Linked DNA regions of Homo sapiens: region 2 is linked to region 1. A link is an interaction called in ENCODE POLR2A ChIA-PET data of the cell type or tissue named here. Cell type or tissue: B cell. All regions are shown on one strand. Each heading gives the region's core, and the rest is flanking DNA. Links, peaks and the distances in the headings are about the cores only.

Region 1 (4,394 bases), core at 186-4,185:
CTGTTCAGATTTTCTATTTCTTCACGACGCAATTTTGATAGGTTGTACGTGCCCAGGAATTTATCTATTTCTTCTAGGTTTTCCAATTCATTGGTGTGTAGTTGTTCATAATAGTCTGTTTTATAATTCTTTCTATTTCTTTAGTATAAGTTGGAATGACCCTGTTTTTTTTGTTGTTTTGTTGTTGTTTTGAGACAGTCTTGTTCTGTCGTCCAGGCTGGAGTGCAGTGGTGCGATCTCCGCTCACTGCAACCTCCCCGTCCCGTGTTCAAGTGATTCTCCTGTCTCAGCTTCCTGAGTAGCTGGGATTACAGGCATGCGCCACCATGCCCAGCTAATTTTTTGTATTTTTAGTAGAGACGGGGTTTTACCATGTTGGCCAGGCTTGTCTTGAACTCCTGACCTCAAGTGATCCTCCTTCCTCAGCCTTCCAAAGTGCTGGGATCATAGGCGTGAGCCACCACACCCAGCCAACTCCTTTTTTTTCTTTTTCTTTTCTTTTCTTTTTTTTTTTTTTGAGATGAAGTCTCGCTCTTGTCTCCCAGGCTGGAGTGCAATGGCACGATCTCAGCTCACTGTCACCTCTGCCTCCCCAGTTGAAGCGATTCTCCTGCCTCAGACTCCCGAGTAGCTGGGATTACAGGTGCCCGCCACCAAGCCCAGCTAATTTTTGTATTTTTAGTAGAGACGGGGTTCACCATGTTGGCCAGGCTGGTCTCGAACTCCTGACCTCAGGTGATCCACCCGCCTGGCCTCCCAAAGTGCTGGGATTATAGGTGTGAGCCACCATGCCCGGCCAACTCCTTTTTTTTCACATCTGAATTTCTTTATTTGAATCTGCTATTTTTATCTAGTGAGTCAGGCTAGAGCTTTGCTGATTTTACCTTTTTAAAAAAACTCTTCATTTTGTTGATCTTTCTTTCTTTTTTTTTTTTTTTTTTGAGACAGAGTCTTGCTTTGTCACCCAGGCGGGAGTGCAGTGGCGCGATCTCGGCTCACTGTAACCTCTGCCTCCCAGGTTGAAGTGACTCTCCTGCCTCAGCCTCCGGAGTAGCTGGGACTACAGGCACCTGCCACTATGCCTGGCTAATTTTTTTTTTATGTATTTTTAGTACAGACGGGATTTCAACGTGTTAGTCAAGATGGTCTCGATCTCCTGACCTCATGATCCGCCTGCCTTGGCCTCCCAAAGTGCTGGGATTACAGGCGTGAGCCACCACGCCTGGCCTTGTGTTGTTTTTTCATCTCTATTTCATTTATTACAGCAAATACTACTACCTCACCAGTGTGGTTGCCCAGATGATTTATGATGTTAATAAGCTATAGCAACTCAAAGATAACTTGTGCTAATCATGAGAATCACTCTGTATCCTGCCAACTATACCAATTGTAATAATTTAGGATCTTTAAAATGGAGAGCACCCTTTCAATGATTACGAGAGACATAAGATGGAAATAAGGATTTTATTACTTACAGGTCCTGGAGGATACACAGTATACACGGAGGCCACACACACAGAGGGACCACATGGAGAGAAAGGGAGAAATGGATGAACCCATGGGTCAGTACCTTTATTAGAGTCCAGGGTGTTACCGAAAGTTTCCCCTAGGGATACAGCCGGGCGAGGTGCCTCACGTATGTAATCCCAGCACTTTGGGAGGCGAAGGCCGGTGGATCACGAGGTCAGGAGATCAAGACCATCCTGGCTAACACGGTGAAACCCCAACTCTGTTAAAAATAGAAAAAATTGGCCGGGCGTGGTGGTACGTGCTTATAGTCCCAGAGACTTGGGAGGCTGAGGCAGGAGAATTGCTTGAAGCTGGGAGGTGGAGGTTGCAGTGAGCCGAGAGCATGCCACTGCACTCCAGTCTGGGCGACAGAGCGAGACGCCGACTCAAAAACAAACAAACCAAAAAAGACACAAAAGTTTCCCCTAGGGAATTTTAATTGATGGGTTTAAAGCAAGCAGGCACAAGTTCAAGGAGATCACAGTGTGACTGAGAGGTGGTTACTGTAGCACACCTACACAGTTCATATGAAGCGTGGGGGTCAGTGAGGCCAGTATGAACGTTATATCTGGCTGTCCTATAACGAGGTGGTCACTGGGTATCAGTTGTCTAAGGCAGATATATGGATTCACTACATTAAGGAACTGGGAGGAGGTGGAGAACTGGAAACAGTGTTAACAGTGAATAAACCCTGCTTCTCCTATGAGAAAGTTAAACTTGTATTTAAAATGGATGTCAAGGCAACATAAAATTATAAGAATTCACTACAAGTTTTGAGAATCAGTGAAATCCAACCATGGTTCACAGGGTTAATCGCTTTCTTAACAACCTATGAAAGTTAAATCAGCCAGGCACAGTGGCTCACGCCTGTAATCCCAGCACTTAGGGAGGCTGAATCAGAAGAACTGCTTGATTTCAGGAGTTTGAGACCAGCCTGGGCAATATAGTGGGACCTCATCTCTACCAAAAATTTAAATATTAGCCAAACATGTTGGTGCACACCTGTAGTCCCAGCTACTCAAGGGGTTGGGGTGGGAGGATTGCTTGAGCCCAGGAGGTGGAGGTTGCAGTGAGCCAAGATTAAGCCACCGCACCCCAGCATGGGTGACAGACTAAGACCCTGTCTCAAAAACAAACAGAAATGGTAAATCATGTAAATAAAAGCAAACAACATGTTATTTTTATATCTATTAATTGCATATAGTCCTCCAGAAAACCGATTTGAGTCATTTTCCAGAAAGGGAGTCAGTGGAGCTCCTTGTAGTGAGGGCACGTTAATATCTGTATACTCTCCCTGGGGTGTGGATGTTTTAGGGTTGTGCTGAGATCTCCAATGTTTACAGCAGGTTGATGGTCAGCTTAAAATATTCTGTGTTGGCTGGGCGCGGTGGTTCATGCCTGTAATCCCAGCACATTGGGAGGCTGAGGCGGGTGGATCATTTGAGGTCAGGAGTTCGAGACCAGCCTGGCCAACATGGTGAAACCCTGTCTCTACTAAAAATGCAAAAAAATTAGCAAGGTTTGGTGAGGCATGCCTGTAATCTCAGCTACTCTGGAGGCTGACCAGGAGAATCGCTTGACGTGGGAGGTGGAGGTTGCAGTGAGCTGAGATCATGCCACTGCACTCCAGCCTGGGTGACTCCATCTCAAAAAAAAAAGTGAGACTCCATCTCAAAAAAATAAATAAAATAAATTTTCTGTGTCCTCAATGATCAGGTGGTGACACAGGTTTGGGGGAACAGAAGCAAATACAATGAATGAGGTTCCTACTCAAGATATCACAGTCTATCCTGGAAGACAAATGCAAATGATTATATCAGAGGATCTGAGAGAATCACAGGTGTATTCAACCTGAGTCCTCTTTGAAAGGGACAGTTATTTATACAATGCTTAATGTTTAGCTACAGAAATAATTGGGTGGGTCAATGGTGGTGGGGTGGGGTTGAGAGAGATTCAGATGGATAAACTGGACATGAACATCCCCAGCCACAGAGCACCTGGTGACAACCATGTACTGTGAAGGTCAGGTGGCCACTGAAACAGAGAAAAAAGGGAAGAGCTCACATTTGATTAGTTCTTTTCATAAGTGTTAATGTGAAAATAATAGTTCGCTAGCATCTTTGTTTTCTAAAAGGAATGCTTATTTGCCAATTTTAAAATATATTTATTTAAATCTTTTTAGAGACAGAGTCTAACTCTGTTGCCCAGGCTGGAGTGCAGTGGCACAATCTTGGCTCGCTGCAGTGCTGACCTCTTAGGCTCAAGTGATCCTCCTGCCTCAGCCTCCTGAGTAGCTGGGACCATGGATGCGCATCACCATGCACTGCTAAGTTTTTAAATTTTTTTCTAGAGGTGAAAATCTATGCTGCCCAAGCTGGTCTTGAATTCCTGGGCTCAAGCGATCCTCCCACTGCAGCCTCCCAAAGTGCTGGGATTACAGGCACAAGCCATTACTTACGCCCACTCCAGTGTTTTAATCCATATAAAATATTTTAAGATTTTCTTCCTCTGATTTGTATGTAAACACAGGAGGAAACGTAGGACTTTGCTGGTTTCTTTCTCATACAGTACGATAGAGAGTCTTTGTCTCATGTAGCTGATCAGTGCTGGTGAGAAGCAGGTGAAGAACCTGCAGTGGGCAGCAGCGCCTGCAGCCAGTGACTCCAACCTGAGGCCAGTCTGGAGCCTGCAAAGGGAGGGAAATGGAGCTCCTCATGTGGCTTTCTGGGCAGCCTGTTGTCTCCGTAGGTGGCCTCTGGTTGCTCAGAACAGCTACAGGAGTGCAGATTCTGAGAAGCAGAGCCCTGGAAAGCAAAAGATTCATGTGAAGACATGCTTGGGGTGTTCTGTCCTTTCTCAGGCTAACTATTTTCTGGGCAATGTGT
Region 2 (4,394 bases), core at 285-4,284, 110 kb before region 1:
TGCTGAGATTACAGGTGTGAGCCACCGTGCCCGGCCATAACATTTTTAAGATTCTTTCAAGGAACACTGTTACTTCTTGTGAGTGCAACTCACCTTAGATTTCGTCCTTGGTTTTTGTGTTGATCTTCAACATTCGGGTCTTCCCATTTTTCCCCTAAAATGTAGATCAAGAATAATCATGATAAATTATTAAAAATTATACAAATATTATTAGATTATAGGTTCACAATGAGCTGTAACCATGCCTGGTTTATTTACAGAAGTGTTTCCTTTTCAGATTCCAAATCTCGGAACAGTGATTATGAGCAAGAAATGGCAGTTCTCTAACTGACGATATGAAAAAATGATGTCACTGGGGTGCGGTGGCTCATGCCTGTAATCCCCACACTTTGGGAGGCTGAGGCGGGTGGATCACCTGAGGTCAGGAGTTCGAGACCAGCCTGGCCAACATGATAAAACCCCGTCTCTACTAAAAATACAAAAATTAGCCGGGCATGGTGGTGGGCACCTGTAATCCCAGCTACTCGGGAGGCTGAGGCAGGAGAATTGCTTGAACCCAGGAGGCGGAGGTTACAGTGAGCCAAGATCCCGCCACTGCACTCCACCCTGGGGAACAGGACGAGACTCAAAAAAAAAAAAAAAAAAGAAGGCCAGGCACAGTGGCTCATGCCTGTAATCCCAGCACTTTGGGAGGCTGAAGCGGGCAGATTACCTGTGGTCAGGAGTTCAAGACCAGCCTGACCAACATGGTGAAATCCCGTCTCTACTAAAAAGAAAAAAATTAGCCAGGCATGGTGGCACGTGCCTGTAATCCCAGCTACTCGGGAGGCTGAGGTAGGAGAATTGCTTGAACCTGGGAGGCTGAGGTTGTGGTGAGCTGAGATTGTGCCATTGCTCTCCAGCCTGGACAATAGTGAAACTCTGTCCCCCCCCAAAAAAAAAAAAAAAGAAAAAAGAAAAAATGATGTCATCCTTACCTATAGATGCCAGGTTCTTGAATGTTTCCTGCATCACATCTCTGTAGAGTTTCTTCTGTGAAGGAGCCAGCAGAGCCCACTCCTCCTGGCTGAAGCTCACAGACACATCCTCAAAAGCCACTGAGTCCTGAAACATCCAATATAAGTAGAGAATAGGTGAGATTGACAAGGATGAGAGGTATCCTCAATTCATAAGAAATTCACACACGATTTTGTGGTCTCCAAACATTTAGTGCATGACTCAATTGTTAGAAATGTAACAGCACATTGAACACATAAACTTATAGCTACATCTTCACTGTGGTCACTGTAAGTCCTATTGCTCTCTAATGGTAGTATCTAGTTCAACTTAGAAAAATGAAAGAAATCCTACACAAATGAGACAAATTTTAGGATCAATTTTTTTTTCTTCCTTTTTGAGACATAGATGGTCTCGCTCTGCTACCTAGGCTGGAGTGCAGTGGTACAATCACAGTTCATTGGAGCCTAGTCCTCCCGGCTCAAGCAATCCTCCAACCTCAGCCTCCTGAGTAGCTGGGACTACAGGAACACACCACTACACCTAGGTAAGTATTTTGTGTATATTTTTTGTAGAGATGGGGTTTTGCCATGTTGCCCAGGCTGGTCTCAAACTCCTCAGCTCAAGCGATTCACTAGCCTTGGCCTCTCAAATTGCTGAGATTACAGGCAAGATCTTCAATTCTTTATGAGATAAATTCTTATTTCTTGTTTGTTTGTTTGTTGTTTTCTAAGAGACAGGGTCTTGCTCTGTCACCTAGGCTCAAGTGCAGCAATCCTAACTCACTGTAGCCTCAAATCCCTGGGCCCCCAAGACATCCTCCTGCCTCAGCTTCACGAGTAGTTAGGACTACAGATGTGCAACACCACTCCCAGATAAATGGGTTTTTTTTCTTTCTTTTTTTTTTTTTTTTTGAGACGGAGTCTCACTCTGTAACCCAGGCAGGAGTGCAGTGGTGCGATCTCGGCTCACTGCAACCTCCGCCCCTCCAGGTTTAAGCAATTCTCTGCCTCAGCCTCCGAAGTAGCTGGGATTATAGGCGCGTGCCACCACGCCCAGCTAATTTTTTGTATTTTTAGTAGAGATGGGGTTTCACCATCTTGGCTAGGCTGGTCTTGAACTCCCGACCTCGTGATCCACCCTCCTCGGCCACCCAAAGTGCTGGGATTACAGGCGTGAGCCACTGCCTCCGGCTGGGGTTTTGTTATATTGTCCAGGTTGACCTTTAACTCTCGGCCCCAAGTGATCCTCCTGCCCCGGCCTCCCAAAGTGTTGTGATAACAGGTATGAATAACCATACCCAGCCCACAGCCTAATTTCTTATTACCCAAATCATTCAGCATTCCTTAAGATATGGGATTAAATGAGGTGGAGGTTTTTTTTTTTTTTTTTTTTTGTTTGAGACAGTCTTTTTTTTATTATTTTTTTTATTTATTATTTTTTTTAATTTATTTTTTTATTGATAATTCTTGGGTGTTTCTCACAGAGGGGGATTTGACAGGGTCATGGGACAATAGTGGAGGGAAGGTCAGCAGATAAACAAGTGAACAAAGGTCTCTGGTTTTCCTAGGCAGAGGACCCTGCGGCCTTCCGCAGTGTTTGTGTCCCTGATTACTTGAGATTAGGGAGTGGTGATGACTCTTAACGAGCATGCTGCCTTCAAGCATCTGTTTAACAAAGCACATCTTGCACCGCCCTTAATCCATTTAACTCTGAGTGGACACAGCACATGTTTCAGAGAGCACAGGGTTGGGGGTAAGGTCACAGATCAACAGGATCCCAAGGCAGAGGAATTTTTCTTAGTGCAGAACAAAATGAAAAGTCTCCCATGTCTACTTTCTACACAGACACGGCAACCATCCGATTTCTCAATCTTTTCCCCACTTTTCCCGCCTTTCTATTCCACAAAGCCGCCATTGTCATCCTGGCCCGTTCTCAATGAGCTGTTAGGCACACCTCCCAGACGGGGTGGTGGCCGGGCAGAGGCGCCCCTCACCTCCCGGACGGGGCGGCTGGCCGGGCGGGGGGGCTGACCCCCCCCACCTCCCTCCCGGACGGGGCGGCTGGCCGGGCAGGGGGGCTGACCCCCCACCGAGGTGGAGGTTTTAATAAGTAAATACACATTGAGAATCTTCTATCCCCTTTTGTTATACATGAGAGGCCAGGAGGCTTGTGGAAATCCAACTTTTAAGAAGGTCTAGCTGCCTATATCGTCCTGAAGTATTTGAGGCCATCAGAAGCACTCAGATTCTGCTGACTGAATGGAAATACTCTTTTAGAGACGTATTAATTTCAACTTGTTTCCGATATATATATATCCCTATGTGTTGGCATTACAGGCATGAGCGACCACGCCCGGCTGTGTGTGTAATATCTATCATAGACCCAGTTTTTCCTTTTACTTTCTGTCCCATTTCGTGAGACTAGGAAGTTACTGGGAAGACAGCTCAGGCACAAGGAAGGGGCCCTCACAACTTAGACTTTCACAAAATCGTTATACCCATGAGCCTCAGAACTGCTTCCAACCAATTTTTAGCACAAATACATATACACATTGAGATAAAATGTCAGAAGAGCACTTTCTGGAAGATCCATAATCATGTCATCTGGGCTTTGCTGACCTTGAAGAATAGATTGACAGTATCAATTTTCAGGGGACTTCACTGATGTCCACAATGGTCTGATGGTGAATTTGCCCATGATTATAAAATTAACAGGTAATTTCATACCTCCAAAAGAACATAAAATCTGGGTCAGGATGGCTCATGCCTGTAATCCCAGCACTGTGGGAGGCCGAGGCAGGTGGATCACCTCAGGTCAGGAGTTCGAGACCACCCTGGCCAACATGGAGAAACCCTGCCTCTACTAAAAATACAAAAATTAGTTGGGCATGGTGGTGCATGCATGTAATCTCAGCTACTCGGGAGGCAGAGGCAGGAGAATCGCTTGAACCCGGGAGGCAGAGGTTGCAGTGAGCCAAGATCGCACCACTGCAGTCCAGCCTGGGCAACAGAGCGAGACTCTATCTCAAAAAAAAAAAAAAAAAAAAAAAAGAACATAAATCCCCTTTCTCCAGTTTCAGGAGGAAGTGATCCCAGACAGACACTCTAGGGGCTGTTGTCCCAGGTTCTCTCATTTCCATGCACTCATGTGCACCATACGTTAAAAGATCCACACAGTTAGAAGGGGTTTTCTTAAGTAATTAGGACTATGGTCTGAGCAGGAAGAAATTTGGCTCCAGGGAGCTCTCCCTCGTGACAAGTCCATCTGCATGCCTGGGTGCTCTCTGTAAGGTTTATTTACATTTACATTTAATAGAAAATAAACATTTTGGCCAGGCGTGATGGCTCATGCCTATAATCCCAGCACTTTGGGAGGCTGAGGTGGGCAGATCGTTT

What was found. Peaks named below come from ENCODE experiments on the same cell type or tissue, not always from the same donor. Only the 100,000 strongest peaks of a DNase experiment are listed, where the experiment ranks them.
Region 2: POLR2A ChIA-PET joins it to region 1 with 7 read pairs; 2 of 35 experiments call an interaction of 5 or more read pairs at or near these places.

The regions. Positions count from the first base shown.
Region 1 is chr19:12,514,913-12,519,306 of GRCh38, reverse strand. No RefSeq gene overlaps it. Among named protein-coding and RNA genes, the nearest start is that of ZNF709, 32 kb to the right of the region's middle. In B cell, for the core only: no CTCF peak of the experiment used is centred there; no DNase peak of the experiment used is centred there.
Region 2 is chr19:12,620,410-12,624,803 of GRCh38, reverse strand. ZNF791 (zinc finger protein 791) reads right to left here. Exons shown (of 4, transcript NM_153358.3): 2 at 978-1,104; 3 at 94-154. Among named protein-coding and RNA genes, the nearest start is that of ZNF791, 12 kb to the right of the region's middle. In B cell, for the core only: no CTCF peak of the experiment used is centred there; a DNase peak (open chromatin) is centred at 4,148; H3K27ac peaks cover 1,152 bases.